2 separate regions of the Homo sapiens genome follow, and region 2 is linked to region 1. A link is an interaction called in ENCODE POLR2A ChIA-PET data of the cell type or tissue named here. Cell type or tissue: B cell. All regions are shown on one strand.

Region 1 (8,000 bases):
TTCCTCCATCTCCCTAACTCGAGCTTTGATAGCTTCCAGCTCCGGATCCTCAATGGCGCTGTCTTCCGGGTCACCCTCGACCAGTCATGGCTCCTCCTCCTCCTCTTGGCTGCCAGGGGCTCCCGAACCAGGCCTGGAGCTCCCGTGGGGGTGGGGGGCGCAAGGCCAGGGCGGCTCCTCTTCAGGCTTGGGCTCCGGCTCGGGGTCCAGCGGCAGCTCCTCAGGCTACAGTTCCTCAGACTCCAGGCCGTTCCCGTAGTCCCCTACGCCCCCCGGGGCCCCCTCCCCGGCCTCCCCACCGGCCCCAGGCACAAGATGGCGCCACCGCCCTGACCCGGAGGCCTGACCGCCTGCAGCCCCAGCCGCCCGCTGCCGCCTGCTCACTCTTTAGGCATTCTTAAAGAAATTATTGCTCCCCTTCCATAGTATTATGTTTGAGGTATTAAAAGCAGCAGTAGTACTACTGTGTGTAGATACACACAAGGAAAGAGTTAAAGTTAGTTTATTCATTCATATTGTGTAACTGCTATGTTTTAGGTGCTGGAAAATGGACATAAGTCTGGTGTATCTGTCTAACCCATCAGTTAGCCTGGTGCCTGACACATTTTAGGTTCTTAAGTAAGTGCATTAAAAGGATAAAGAAGTGTTGGCAGCTTTTGCCTCCCGTTATTAGTGGTTTCATCTCTTTCTGTTCCTCTACAGGGCCAAAACACTCATTGACTCAGATCTCTCAATCCATGCTGGATCTCTGTGATGAAAAACTCAAAGAGGTAAGACAGTTAGAATGAGAGAAAGGCAGTGGAATTTGAAGGTGGGGGTGGGATATCAGGGTTTAGGAAGTAGGGAATTTAACAGAAGGAAAAATATATGCGGGAGTAGCAGATCTTTAGTATATGTGAAGGCTGGAAGGGACTTATAGAACTCATAGGCCAGTCCCTTTTGTAGATGGAAAAACTGGGCCCGTAGAAGAAAAGTATTTGCTCTGGACATCTTGACTATTAACAAAGTTAGAATTAAGATCCAGCACCTACATAACTCATTAGAAAGGGCAAAGGAAAGTGAGTTTCCAGGAAGTCAGCTGTAGCTAAGAGACCAGTCAATGTTTTAGGAAGAATTTTCATTTTTTCTTCATATTTTTAACCAACCAAGCAGCAAGTGCTAGAAGTTTTAATTTTTAAATGATAATCTATCTATATTCCCTCTTCTTACTGAAAACAATTAATGGTACTTTATAAACCTACAAAAGTGTAAGTATGAAGTAGACATTTCACAAAAGAGGACAACTAGCCAGTAAACACGGAAAGATTCTCAACTTGATTGATTATTGAGGAGATGCAAATTTAAACCACGATGTCACTACATACCCACTGCAAAGGCTAAAATTAAAAAGACTGACAATACTAAATGTTGATGAGGATTTGGAGCAATAGGAATACAAACTTTTTCCTACTAGAGTCTAAAATGAATTTATTGGGTTAGGTCCCATTACGCAAAAGTCACTAATCAGTAATAATGTTTAGTGTTTCCAGCAGTAGTTTTACAGCAAAAACAGAGAGCATGATCTTAAAGCCTAAATTGCTAAAGATGTTTTTTTGTGTGTGTGGGGAGCTATGATGTTGACACTCAGGGAAGTATAAATTTTGGTGAACCAGAAGAATAGAATGTAGAGTACCTAAAGAAGTTGTTGACACATCCTTTTTGACCCTTTTACTGGAATTTTTTTTTTTTTTTTTTGAGACAGGGTCTGGCTCTGTCACCTGGGCTGGAGTGCAGTGGGATGACCTTGGCTCACTGCAACCTCCGCCTCCTGGGTTTAAGTGATTCTTGGCCTCCCGAGTAGCTGGGACCACAGGCGTGTGCCACCACGCCCAGCTAATTTTTTTTTTTTTTTGTATTCTTAGTAGAGATGGGGTTTTGCCATGTTGGCCAGGCTGGTCTCGAGTTCCTGGCCTCATATGATCCACCTGCTCGGCCTCCCAGATTGCTGGGATTACAGGTGTGAGCCACTGTGCCCAGCCTGGAATATCATTTATCTTGACTTTTTGTCATTCCATAGGCAATTCAAAGTTACACTTTCTGGGGCAAGGGTAATAGATAGCTAGCTGAACTTAAATTATCCTTAATTTATTTTTTATTTATTTATTTTTTTTGAGATAGAGCTTCGCTCTGTCCACCCAGGCTGGAGTGCAGTGGTGCAATCTCGGCTTACTGCAAGCTCCACCTCCCAGATTCACGCCATTCTCCTGCCTCAGCCTCCTGAGTAGCTGGGACTATAGGCGCCCGCCACCACGCCCAGCTAGTTTTTTTTTGTATTTTTAGTAGAGACGGGGTTTCACCGTGTTAGCCAGGATGGTCTTGATCTCTTGACCTTGTGATCCGCCCGCCTCAGCCTCCCAAAGTGCTGGGATTACAGGCGTGAGCCACCACGCCCGGCAAATTGTCCTTAACTTTTCTATGGTGATCACACCTTAGGGAAACCTCTGTCTTGGCTTTGCTTTGTTTAATTTCAGAAAGAAGACAAATTAGCTCGCTTAGAGAAAGCTATCAACCCCTTGCTGGATGATGATGACCAAGTGGCGTTTTCTTTCATTCTGGACAACATTGTCACCCAGAAAATGATGGCAGTTCCAGATGTAAGCTGTCTCTGTGCCAAATACTGTGAGGATCGTGCAGGGGAAAGGAAAAATGTTTAGGGTGTACACGTGTGTGTATTTTGGAGAGTCTGAGTGGTGGTGTATGTCAGTTGTGACTGGTATGTGATTTTAAATATTGACCTTTTTGCTATATGGGTACATTATCTTTTTTTTTTAAGAGTACATTATCATTGAAATCAAAGAGGCCAGGAATCTTTGGATGTAGGGAGGTTTTTGCTTCCTGTTGTTGACATTCAGTATATGAATGCTCCTGAATAGCCCTGTAGAGAGAGGATGCTAGCGAATGTGAGGCTTTTGATTTAGAGGTGCTTCTAAGCAAATGATGCTTTGATAATTAGACACCATTGGTTGTCTTTTATTTCATTTTTATATTGTTACAGTGATCCTCCCCAGGAATTCTCAACAGAGTTTCCTTTTGTACTATAGGAATGTGTTCTATATGTGTAATGCTATAAAACTTCTCGTTGGGACTAGGGAATAAGGAATTTTAATTATGACTATACAGCAAGTGTTTTTATCCTATCATGGCATAGAAATCCTTAAAGGAATCTATGAACCCCTTACATTATAAACAGAAGTTTTGTATGATTATGTGTTTTTCTAGGAAAAGAGTCCATAGCTTTTTTTAGGAATATTTGTAACCCAACAAAGGTGGTGAAATTCTCGTATGAAGAGTGGTTTCCATTTAATTTCTTATGCTTTCTATTTACTAGTCTTGGCCATTTCATCACCCAGTTAATAAGAAATTTGTTCCAGATTATTACAAAGTGATTGTCAATCCAATGGATTTAGAGACCATACGTAAGGTGAGTGAGTGATTTGATCTAAATGCCTTTTTGTAATCAAGTGACTGTGTGTGTGTGTATCTGAGTGCCTGATTCTTTTCATCACAGAACATCTCCAAGCACAAGTATCAGAGTCGGGAGAGCTTTCTGGATGATGTAAACCTTATTCTGGCCAACAGTGTTAAGTATAATGGTGGGTATTTCTCATTATTTTCTTTCCATGAATCCGTCCATCTTCTATCCATCTAACATTACTTAGCATTATTAAAAAATTTTTTTTTGAGACAGGATCTTGCTCTCTTACCCAGGCTGGATGCTGTGGTGTGATCATAGTTCACTGAACCAGGCACACGCCACCGTGCCAGGCTCTTTTTTTTTTTTTTTTTTTTTTTTTTGGTAGAGACAGGGTTTTACTATTTTGCCCAGGCTGAGCTCAAGCAATCCTCCCACCTCGGCTTCCCAAAATGCTGGGATTACAGGTGTGAGCCAACACGCCTAACCAGTATTATTAAAATTTATGTGCGTAAAGCAACCTTGAGCAGTGATAGCAGAATCAATTGAGTGACCTAGTCTTTCTATTTATTTATTTATTTTGAGATGGAGTTTCACTCTTGTTGCCCAGGCAGGAGTGCAATGGCACGATCTCGGCTCACTGCAACCTCCACCTCTCCCAGGTTCAAGCAATTTTCTTGCCTCAGCCTCCTGAGTAGCTGGGATTGCAGGTGCCTGCCACCATGCCCAGCTAATTTTTGTATTTTTAGTAGAAACGGGGTTTCACTATGTTGGCCAGGCTGGTCTCGAATTCCTGACCTCAGGTGATCCACCTGCCTCAGCCTCCCAAAGTGCTGGGATTACAGGCGTGAGCCACTGCTCCCAGCCAGTCTTTTTTTTTAAAGCAAGCATATATTTTAGTGTGTATGTTCTATAAAGATTGCTATTAGCCGTTAATGATGAAAAAGTAGTATACGCTTACTTTTGGAATCTTGGAAAGCACAGAAAAATGAGGTGAGCATAAAAATCAAATGGATTTTTATCCATTTGGGCTCTGAGCTATCACTGCTTTTTCCTGGAATGTGAAAACTCACCTATGTCCCAGGCCCTTACATGGAGCTTAGGGAAATGGGTAGCTATAGACCATGGTGAGCTTCCTTGGTGCATGGAGTTTTGCTCAGTACATGAGTTGATTGAATAACATATGCCAGGCCCTGTGCTAGCTGCTTAATCTACTGATAAGAAAGACAGTCACTGTCCTCAAGTAATTCACAATCCAGTTGGCAGAAAGAGACAATTAAAATGCAGCTTGGAACCAGGCATGGTGGCTCATACCTGTAATCTCAACACTTTGGTAGGCTGAGGTGGGAGGATTGCTTGAGGCCAGGAGTTTGAGACCAGCCTGGGCACACATAGCAAGACCTTCCTTGTCTGTATAAAAAACTTATAAACAAAAGCTTAGCTAGGTGTGGTGGTGAGTGCCTGAAGTCTTAAGATATTTGGGAGGCTAAGGCAAGAGGATCACTTGAACTCAGGATTTCAAGACTGCAGTGAGCTATGATCACGCCCCTGCACTACATCCTGGGCAACAGCAAGACCCTGTCTCTATAAATAAATAAAATAAATAAGTAAAGTGCAGCTTGACAAGAGCTATAATAGAAGTATGTGCAGATTGCATCAGACGAGAGCAAGGAATAACCTGAGAGTTAGGGAAGGCTTCATAAACGAGCTAATATAGTTCAGTTTTTAATGACTCAATTTTTAAACATTGAGTACTTACATGCGCTGGCACTGATAGATGTTACTAATATCAAATTAGATATGGTCTCTGCTCCAAGTTAGTTTAGTTGGAGAAACAGAAAAGAAAAATTATAGTACTTAAATTTTATTACTATAAGCATGCACAGAGTGTCACAGGACAGTATATCTAAATTAGAGTGGGGCTGGGTGCGGTAGCTCACACCTGTGATCCTAGTACCTTGGGAGGCCAAGGCGGGCGGATCATTTGAGCTCAGGAGTGCAAGACCAGCCTGGGCAACATAGTGAGACCCCATCTCAGAAAAAAAAAAAAAGTGGGGTTAGAGGAAGCTTTCTGGAAGAGGGTTTTCTTTCTTCTTTTTCTTTTTTGTAAATAGAGATGGGGGTCTTGCTGTGTTGCCCAGTCTGGTCTGGAACTCCAGGGCTCAAGCCATCCTCCCATCTTGGCCTCCCAAAGTGTTAGGATTACAGGCATGAGCCACCACACCCATCCAGAAGAGAGTTTTCTTAAGCTGAGTTCTGAAAGATCAATGGTGTTTACTTGGCAAAGAATGTGGAGGAGAAAATGTTCTAGGGTAGAGAGAACAGCGATATGTAAAGGCACAGAGGCCTGAAATTGCATGATAGGTTTAGGAAACAGGCTGGGTGTGGTGGCTCACGCCTGTAATCCCAGCGCTTTGGGAGGCCGAGGCCGGCGGATCACCTGAAATCGGGAGTTTGAGACCAGGCTGACCAACATGGAGAAACCCCGTCTCTACTAAAAGTACAAAATTAGCTGGGCATGGTGGTGCATGCCTGTGATCCCAGCTAGTCGGGAGGCTGAGGCAGGAGAATCGCTTGTACCCTGGAGGTGGAGGTTGCAGGGAGCCGAGATGCCGCCATTGCACTCCAGCCTGGGCAACAAGAGTGAAACTCCATCTCAAAAAAAAAAAAACAAAGAGACAGTGTTGGGGTTGCAGTTCAAGTGTACATACTGGTAAATAACTGTTTTGAGAGGCAGGCAAGAGTCAAATCATAGAGGATTTTGTGTGCTATACTTGAGTTTGTACTTGATCCTAAATGGGAAAACATTGAAGGAATGAAGCAGGGAAACAATTTCTTATAATTCCTTAAACAAATAGAAGAGGGAGCTAAGGACGTTTGAGAGAATTATCTGGCGTACTGAGGTTCTCAATTAAGAATCCACATGATTATAAGACTTTTCTCCTGTAATTTTTAGCAGTAAGTAGTACGGCTGTTAAGTTTGTCAGAAGGGGCAGAGAACTGGAGAGAAAAGGTGAAGGATTGGACAGTCAGAAAGACTGATGAAGAAATAAGCATTCTGGGCAGAGAACACAATGTTCAATATCATGGAAGAATGAAAGAGCAGGGCAAGTTCAGGGAACTATACGTAACTAGAACATGCATATATCATTAAGGAGATGAGATTTTCATTTTTGTTCATTCTGGTTTGGGTTGAAAGAATGTACTTTCTCAGTTTGCTGTGCTTATTACACATTGGAAAGTGGAGAGTGGAAATGTCCCTTGTTGGGTCAATTATCCATTATTGTTTTATGAAAACACCTAATCACCCAGAATTCTGGCAGTAGAAGTGTTGGTAAGCTCACAGATGTCTAAAAAAGACTATGTATAGCAAGTGATAAGCAAGAGTGTTACAGAAAGGTACTTGACCTGGTGATGGCTGACTTAGGACATAGGGCAGACTTAACAAGGAGCTTATGTAAAACAGTAAGAAAAACCCAGAAGATACTAATAAAAAAGTAAGCAGAGGGCAGATGGACAAATCACAAAAGAGAAAAATTAAATAGCTAACAAACATGAATAAATATTCTGTTGCACTAGTAATCCAAGAAATGCAATTGGGCCAGGCATGGTGGCTCATGCCTGTAATCCCAGCACTTTGGGAGGCTGAGGCAGATAGATCACCTTAGGTCGGCAGTTTGAGATCAGCCTGGCCAAGATGGTGAAATCCCATCTTTCCTAAAAATACAAAAATTAGCTGGGCGTGGAGGCGGGTGCCTGTAATCCCAGCTACTCAGGAGGCTGAGGCATGAGAATTGCTTGAACCTGGGAGGTAGAGGTTGCGGTGAGCCGAGATAGTGCCACTGCACTCCAGCCTGGGTGATAGAGTGAGACTTAGTCTAAGAAGGAAGAAAAAAAAAAAAGCAATTGAAAGAAAGAGATACTTTTTTTTTTAAACCTATTAGATTAGCTCAATTTTTTTTTTTTTTTTTTTTCTGAGATGGAGTCTTGCTCTGTCGCCCAGGCTAGAGTGCAGTGGCGCGATCTTGGCTCACTGCACCCTCCGCCTCCCGGGTTCAAGCAATTCTCCTGCCTCAGCCTCCCAAGTAGCTGAGATTACAGGCTCCCGCCACCGTGCCTGGCTAATTTTTGTATTTTTAGTAGAGATGGGGTTTCACCATCTTGGCCAGGCTGGTCTCGAACTTCTGACCTTGTGAGCCACTGCGCTTGGCCAACTCAATTTTTTAGTAGACATAATGGTAGTGAGACAGGTGCTCTCACGTATTGCTGTTGGCAGTATAAAATTGTGTGAGATTTCTGGAAAGCTATTTGGCAACATTGAGAGACTAAAATAAATTGTTGAGTGAACAGACTTTATTGTCAAGTAGACTTGGATTTGAACATTGGCCCCACCACTTAATAGCAATGTGACTTTGAGCAAATAACTTAGTCTCTGCTTCTCCTATCTGTAAAATAAGAATAATAGTACCCCCCTTCAAGAGGGTTGTTTTGAGGATTAAATAAAATAGTGCATGTAAGTACTTACCATGTGGTAAGATTATAATCCTAA
Region 2 (8,000 bases), 320 kb before region 1:
CCACTTTGCCAAGTGGTCAGGCAGCCCTTGCTCTCGAAACCGTGAAGAAGCCGATATGTGGACCACCTTCCGTCCACGAAGCAGTTCAAATGCCAGCAGTGTCAGCACCCGGCTGTCCCCCTTGAGGCCAGAGTCTGAGGTGCTGGCGGAGGAAATACCAGCTTCAGTCAGCAGTTATGCAGGGGGTGTCCCTCCCACCCTCAATGAAGGTCTAGAGCTGTTAGATGGGCTCAATCTCACCTCTTCCCATTCCCTGCTATCTCGGAGTGGTCTCTCTGGCTTCTCTTTGCAGCATCCTGGGGTTACCGGCCCCTTACACACCTACAGCAGCTCCCTTTTCAGCCCAGCAGAGGGGCCCCTGTCAGCAGGAGAAGGGTGCTTCTCCAGCTCCCAGGCTCTGGAGGCCCTGCTCACCTCTGATACGCCACCACCCCCTGCTGACGTCCTCATGACCCAGGTAGATCCCATTCTGTCCCAGGCTCCGACTCTTCTGTTGCTGGGGGGGCTTCCTTCCTCCAGTAAGCTGGCCACGGGCGTCGGCCTGTGTCCCAAGCCCCTAGAGGCTCCAGGCCCCAGCAGTCTGGTTCCCACCCTTTCTATGATAGCACCACCTCCAGTCATGGCAAGTGCCCCCATCCCCAAGGCTCTGGGGACTCCTGTGCTCACACCCCCTACTGAAGCTGCAAGCCAAGACAGAATGCCTCAGGATCTAGATCTTGATATGTATATGGAGAACCTGGAGTGTGACATGGATAACATCATCAGTGACCTCATGGATGAGGGCGAGGGACTGGACTTCAACTTTGAGCCAGGTACAGTACCCCCTAATCACCACAGCACCTCATAGCCTATTACCACTCCTAGGTGCCCAGCTAGTCCCATGATCTGGGCGAAGGGGAGATTTAGGACAAGTGGTAGCCAGAGCTCCTGGGGAACTGGAGGGAAGATGTCATATTACAGTAGCATAGTTTCCGGATGGGACCTCCAGGCCCCTTAGCTGTGCCCAGCCCTGCAAGGTAGCACAGAAAAGGTATGTGTATGGAAGCGGGTTAGGTGCCACCATCTTCTTTGGTGGGAATCTGGATGATAGAATGTTGGCAAGCCCCAGGTAAGCCTCTTACCTTGTTCTCTGTTTCTTCTTCCCACAGATCCCTGAGTCATGCCTGGAAGCTTTGTCCCCTGCTTCAGATGTGGAGCCAGGCGTGTTCATATCTACTCTTTACCCTTGAGCCCTCCCCAGGAATTTGGGACCCTGCTTTAGAGCTAGGGTGGGGTCTGGTCACACACAGGTGTTGAAGAAATTATAAAGATAAAGCTGCCCCATCTGGGGACGATATGGGGAGGGAGATGGGAGGGGAAAGGGGAGAGGGTTTTTCTCACTGTGCCAATTAGGGGGTAAGGCCCCCTCTCAGGAGCCATCATCGGCTTTCCCCATTCCTACCCACTTAGGCTTTGTAGCAAGATGAGCAATGCTGTTGGAAATGTGAAGTCACCAGTGGCCTTACCCCTGCCTTTGGGAGCAGGATTTTTTTGTAGAGAGTCTTATCTGAGCTGAGCCAGGCTAGCTGGAGCCTGGGATTTCTATGCAGTGGCCCCTTAGGCCAGTGATGTGCGGTGGGTGGGCTGTTTAGGGGATCTGGAAGGGCCAAGGTCTGAGCACTGGAGTGGCTCGCCAGGCCAAATCACCCTTAGAAGGCTGCAGATAACAGAAAGGCTTTTTATAAACTTTTAAAGAAATATAAACACAAATATAGAGATTTTTTAACCATGGCAGGGTGCTAGTGGTGGGCAGAATGCTTTTTTTTCTTTCTGAAGGCTTTGTGATAGTGACATGATACAAACACTACAGACAATAAATATTAGGAGACACAGGGAAGTGGGGAGAGGTGGGGAGTAATAGTAAACACAGGGAAGAGCTCCCCTACGGACCAGGTATAGAGAAAGGTCTATGCAGAAATAGGTTAGAGTTTCCCTAACAAAAAAGCTAACCCAGGTCCCCTCATTCCTTCAACTTGTGCCTGGGAGTGTGTGGTGTTAGGGTGCAGCCACACTCTTCTATGACCCAGCATGGGTTAGTGCTATGGTGGGAGAGTACATTGAAGGCCTGGAATTAGCTTGGGGCCAGGGAAGGGACTGGGAGGGGAGAGAAGAGAAGGAGGGAAGGATTTAGGATGGTAAAGTTAGGTACAGAGACCTCCCTGTTCAAGGCCCCTGACAGCTGTCCCTGCCCTTCTTCCCCTTCCCTGACTGCAGGGGTTATGTGGAAGTGTGTGTGGCAGCAGGCAGCGGGGAGGGGAGGAACAGGGAAGGGGGAGCTGGGGAGCTTGGCTGAGGGTCTGGGAAATGAGCAGGGATGGGGGGGGATGTGGATCAGGTTTACTAGCACCTGCCAGGGAGGCCATCTGGGGCTCCTTCTCCACCCCAGCCCCCAAAGCAGCCCTTCCCCCAGTGCCCTTTGCATCGTCCCCTCCCCCACCCCTGCTGTGGGTTCCCATCATTTCCTGTGTCAGCGCCTGGCCTACCCAGATTGTATCATGTGCTAGATTGGAGTGGGGAAGTGTGTCAAATCAATAAATGAATAAATTCAATAAATGCCTATAACCAGCTCTGGTTTCTGCTGCCTTGCTTCTCCCCTTGGATAAGGGGGAGGGAGGGGAAAAGGCAAAGGGCGGGAGGAAGAAACTGCCCAAAGGCAGAGACATGGAGGAGGGTGGGGGAATTTCACCCCGGGGAGGTGGTGGAGTGTGGGGGTGGAGGGACACCTAACCCCTGCAGGAGTAGGCGGGCTGTGAGATAGGCCTCCCAAGGGGAGGTAGTCTGGTTTGAGAAGACCCCACCCCCTACTCCGTTCCTCAAAGGCTCATTGTACTAGACTTCACAGCCTTCCTCACCCCCACCCATGTGCTTGCCCCAGCCCTCTCCTGCCGCTCCCATCCACCCTCAGAGCCTCCTAGGTGCCTGGGGCGTATGTACTCAAGCCTTAGTGCAGATATTGGGAGAAGGAGTCTTTCTAGAAAAAGAAATCTCACGTTAAATTCCAGTAATTTCACACCTAGTATTACTTCTTTTGCTTGGTGGTTTTATTGAGTTGGCGACCTTTATTCTTCCTGAAGTCTGGTCTGTTCCTAAAGGTCGGAGACTTGCGAGTGGACTTCTTTTTGTCTGATCGTCCTGATTGCTTGGACTAGAAAAAGAAAGTAAGTAAACAAAGAGGCCCCTGCAGGGAAGGTTTCTACAACCCAGGGCCAAAGGAAGGAAAAAAGAAATTGGAGGCAGGAAATTCATCTCAGAGGGCTGGGGTGTAGGAACATTCAGTCGGCTGGTAGGGAGAGGGGGGTGCTGGGGCAGATCACATTTGGCAAGTCTTACCGGGACACTCGCAGGGGGTTCAATTATAACGACCTTCTTGGCTTCTTTCATTTTAAGCATCTGAATTCGTCTCCTCTCCAGGGCATCACATTGTATGCGCAGTGCAACTAAGAACAAGGAAAAGGCACCTGCACCTCTGAGAACTAGAGACCTTACCCTTCCTGATGCTCCCATTCATTGTTCAAACCATCAGCTGGAGCCCCACTTGGCCTAAGATGGAAATGATGGAATGGTGACAGGGAGATATACGGAGAAGATGGCCAAGAAATGGGGGAAGTGGGGAGTAACGCATGCACATTCCACCTGGTGTGAGCTAAACGTCCCTCCTAAAGTGGACCTGGACCCTGCCCGCCTTTTCCTAGGCTCCTATCATCTGACCTACCATATCACGCTAGTCCCACCCTACATTCTCCATCACACAGCTATATACTGTACCCTTCATGTTCTTCCCTCCCCCATCTCACTTCTTACCAAGCAGCCAAGGCTCCGGATTCTTGAGGAGAGGCACAAAAGCTCTGTAAGCATTCTCCAGCCTGGTTCCTGTGAACATAGCCATGTGCTATCTCCAGCCCCTGTCATCCAGTCTCCACCCTTCAGAAGTCCAAGATTCCAGGACCTAACACTAAAGACTACCCGCCAGATGCGGTGGCTCACGCCTGTAATCCCAGCATTTTGGGAGGCCAAGGTGGGCGGATCACTTGAGGTCAGGAGTTCCAGACTAGCCTGGCCAATTCGAGACTAGCCTGGCCAATTTGGTGAAACCCCATCTCTACCAAAAATACAAACAAACAAAAAAAATTAGCTGGGCATGGTGGTGGGCGCCTGTAATCCCAGCTACTCCGGAGGCTGAGGCAGGAGAATCACTTGAACCCAGGAGGCAGAGGTTGCAGTGAGCCAAGATCATGCCACTGTTTCAGCCTGGGTGACAGAGCAAGACTCCATCACAAAAAATAAAATAAATAAATAAATAAAAATAAAGACTACCTTGCCGGGCACAGTGGCTCACGCCTGTAATCCCAGCACTTTGGGAGGCTGAGGTGGGTGGATCACCTGAGGTCAGGAGTTCAAGACCAGCTTGGCCAACATGGTGAAACCCCATCTGCACTAAAAAATTAGTTGGGCCTGGTGGCGGGTGCCTGTAGTCCCAGCTACTCAGGAGGCTAAGACAGGAGAATCGCTTGAACCTGGGAGGCAGAGGTTGCAGTGAGCTGAGATCGCGCCATTGCACTCCAGCCTGGACAACTGGACAACAAGAGCGAAACTCTGTCCCAAAAAAAAAAAAAAAAAAACCTACCTTGAGCTGGTGGATATTTCTTCCCCTTAGGTATGGACCTAGGGGAGAGTATGTGTGAGGTAACCTATTATTATAGAGGCAGTACCCTTCCTTAGGCTGACTAGAGATGGTCAATTTGGATCTGGTTGAGGGTGTTCTGTTGTTTGAGGGTGTTCTGTTTTTTGTTTTAATTTGGTTTTGGTTGTTTTTGGTTTTGGTTTTGGTTTTGGAGGCAGGCTCTTGTTATGTTGCCCAGGCTGGTCTCAAACTCCTGCCCTCTATCGATTCTCCCGCCTTGGCCTCTCAAAGTGCTGAGATTACAAGCATGAGCCACTATGCCCAGCCTTGGATGCCTTGTTTTAAAGATAAGGTTCATAATCTATCTTGAAGGCCTTATTCTATTTCTGGGGAACACTCCTGAGCCTCTACCTGGTGGCCCACGTTCCACCTTACAAACGTAGTAGGTGCTTCGAGCTGTAAGGTATTTGCTGGCATACTCTGCATGATTGGGCTTCATCAGGAAAAGCATCTTCATTTTCCCCGTTTGTTCACACAAATCGATGGTGTCTGGAGGGAGATCACAGGGTAATTGGGGCAGCTAAGGAAAGAGAGTGGGAGCAAAAGGGGCCAGTGATCCTATACAAAATGGGTTGGAGGAAGCTCTAAGGATATGAGGAACTCCCTTCTTGCCAGGAGGAGGGCTTGGGGGTTAGAGATGACCCAACTCCTTCTGACCTTTGGCCATTAGTCCCCTCCCTAAGCTCCTCACTTGTTTTAGGCAACTTTACTTTACTGCGGATGTAATACAGCAACACGACGACAGCACAGTTGGTATTGACCAGAAACTGCTGATTATCTGAGAAGAGATAGGATGGGACACATGGGCCCATTTCTGTGATCTCCACTGCCCTCAGATCCCTCCACCCCCATCCACAGACTCTAGTTCTGTGCTGCCCCTCACCTCCATGTTTGATGAAGATGAACATGCCCTCAAGATCGCCTCACTCTTCACAAAGTGCCCTGATGAGTCATGCAGAAGGAGGGTGTTCTAGAGGCCTTGTGTGGGGCAAATAGGCCTATAGGGTTGGTGGACTAGAGAGGCAGATGGATTTCATAGGCTGAGGATGCCCAGGCTGGACAGGCAGGAGAGAGCTGTTGATAGTTGTGGATAACCAGTATCCCCAGGGGTGGGGCCTGAGACTGCAGTTAAGGGATTATGAGGTCAGAAGTGGCAGGTGTGGCCAAAAAGTGGAGTAAGGGTAAGGAGAGAAAAACTTGGGTGGGGTATGTTAAAGATTAGTTGGAAAGGGGGGACAACATGGTAAGTCTAACTTTTTTTATTTTTTTTATTTTTTTAGATGGAGTCTCCCTCTGTCGCCCAGGCTGGAGTGCAGTGGCACAATCTTGGCTCACTGCATCCTCTACCTCCTGGGTTCAAGCGATTCTCCTGCCTCAGCCTCCCAAGTAGCTGGAATTACAGGAGCACACCATCACGCCTGGCTAATTTTTGTATTTTTAGTAGAGACGGGGTTTCACCATGTTGGCCAGGCTGGTCTCGATCTCCTGACCTCGTGATCCACCCGCTTTGGCCTCCCAAAGTGCTGGGATTACAGGCGTGAGCCACCACGCCCAGCCCATTGTAAGTCTAACTCTAAACTAAACCCTGGAATGAGTGCAGGGCACCTGGAAAAAAGTCAGTTTCCAGAACAGTACTCTTTCTAGCAAATTGGTAATACTCCTGCCTCCACAGCATGAATGTACTACTCCTTTTTCTTCCCCTCCCACCCTCATTGCATCCCAGGCTTCCCCTGCTCCCCACCCCCATGACAGACATTTTTGATGATTATCAACAGAAACTTTATTTCTCATCGGTTCAGGAACAATCGGAGGGTAGATGGAAAGAGGAAGGGAGGGAAAGAGGGAGGGAGGAAGAATCCTGCGAAAAGGAAGGGCCAGACTGAGGGAGAAGAAAAACATGTTCGGGGCAAAAGGGTAATTCTCAAGTGGGGAATGCCAAATGAAGGGGTGCTTACATGGGGGCACAAAATTCCAAATCAGCCACAGTGGGGTGAGGTGAGTATGAGACGCAGGTGGGTTGAATGAAGGAAAGTTAGTACCACTTAGGGCTACAGGACCCTGGGGTTCTTCTGTCAGAGGATTGGGGTTCAGGTTTCAGGCTTTAGGGTGTAACATGGGGGGGCCCAGTAGGGGCTATGCTGGTTGCATGGGGAGGCCCCAGGCCCCTCCCCAAGGGCCCCTCCTTTTGGGGGAATCTCACTGACGAGGCAGAGTCGTTCACTGTAGTCTGGCTGCAGACTCTCAGCCAGTCCCTTAGACACACCACTCCAGGCCTAAAGACAGATATGTCCAGGTCAGGGGTCAATTAGGGGCAGGAAGTAAAAGACCGAGCTCTGTGCCAAAGGAGTACTCATGATGTCTGCAACCACTGTAATTGATTACAGAAGGGATACACAGGCTCCTGGGCCCCCAATACCAGTTGCCATCTGCCTCATTCAATCTATAATCTGCACTTCTGTGTGTGTCTCTCTCTGTATAGTCCATGCCCCATTTGGTCGGCCACATCCTGACAGTTAGTGCAGGGCCTCCTTCCCTCTCCTCTCTGCCCCCACCCCCACACTCTGTCTGTCTTGCTGGCAGGCAGTTGGCAGTTGATAGACTGCAGCATGCTTATGACAGCGTTCTCACCGAAAAGTTCCCGTGGTATTCAGTAACAAGATCCTCTAGGTTCTTCAGGGTGGGAATTCGGGGCATCGTCCTGACAGGGGAGAAAGAGGGAGCAGGAGCACATAGGTTAAAGCTTTTTTATCACCCTTCTCCCAGTTGTCCCATATGAAATAAAGTGATTCTGTGTTCTCTGTGCCTGTGGCTTCCTTCCATCACCAAACCCTCTTGGGTAATCTCTCATTACTTACTGTCTCATCCTTTACTCCTAAAGACCCTGCAAAACCCTCCTCTGCTATTGTCAGCTACCGTTCCCCTCATTTTTCTGGGCTTCTCCAAATCTCACCGTTCCAGCCAGAAATACACACAGAGAAGGCTGATAATCAATCCCATGGAGCCAACAGAGATAACCACGGCTTCCAATGCAAACAGGAAAGGATTCTCTATAGAAAAAAGAAAAGCAAAGTGGACCTTATATTTGTTGTGCCCCTACTACATGCCAGGCACTGGTGCCAGGCACCGCGCTAAAGACATACTCTCTGTTTAATCCTCACAACAGCTCCTGTGAGGCAGGAACAATTACCTCCATCTTACATCTTAGGAAACAGAATCCAAGAGTTTAGGGATGTGGCCAAGGCCAAAGAGGTAGTATGTGGCACAGCCTAGATCCAGCTGG

The links. Peaks named below come from ENCODE experiments on the same cell type or tissue, not always from the same donor. Only the 100,000 strongest peaks of a DNase experiment are listed, where the experiment ranks them.
Region 2: POLR2A ChIA-PET joins it to region 1 with 5 read pairs; 4 of 35 experiments call an interaction of 5 or more read pairs at or near these places.

Annotation. Positions count from the first base shown.
Region 1 is chrX:71,420,607-71,428,606 of GRCh38, forward strand. It overlaps TAF1 (TATA-box binding protein associated factor 1), which reads left to right. Exons shown (of 38, transcript NM_004606.5): 29 at 703-770; 30 at 2,511-2,633; 31 at 3,368-3,460; 32 at 3,548-3,632. It also overlaps the pseudogene PABPN1P1. Among named protein-coding and RNA genes, the nearest start is that of TAF1, 58 kb to the left of the region's middle. In B cell, no CTCF peak of the experiment used is centred here; no DNase peak of the experiment used is centred here.
Region 2 is chrX:71,100,929-71,108,928 of GRCh38, forward strand. FOXO4 (forkhead box O4) reads left to right here. Exons shown (of 3, transcript NM_005938.4): 2 at 1-812; 3 at 1,149-2,604. The coding sequence ends at 1,156. CXorf65 (chromosome X open reading frame 65) reads right to left here and starts at 5,812. Exons shown (of 6, transcript NM_001025265.3): 1 at 5,604-5,812; 2 at 5,412-5,498; 3 at 5,072-5,209; 4 at 3,841-3,909; 5 at 3,370-3,476; 6 at 2,961-3,184. The coding sequence starts at 5,628. The coding sequence ends at 3,059. It overlaps IL2RG (interleukin 2 receptor subunit gamma), which reads right to left. Exons shown (of 8, transcript NM_000206.3): 6 at 7,671-7,767; 7 at 7,349-7,418; 8 at 6,476-6,993. The coding sequence ends at 6,808. RefSeq lists enhancers at 1-104, 391-440. In B cell, no CTCF peak of the experiment used is centred here; DNase peaks (open chromatin) are centred at 2,613, 2,763 and 4,853; H3K4me3 peaks cover 1,910 bases; H3K27ac peaks cover 6,078 bases.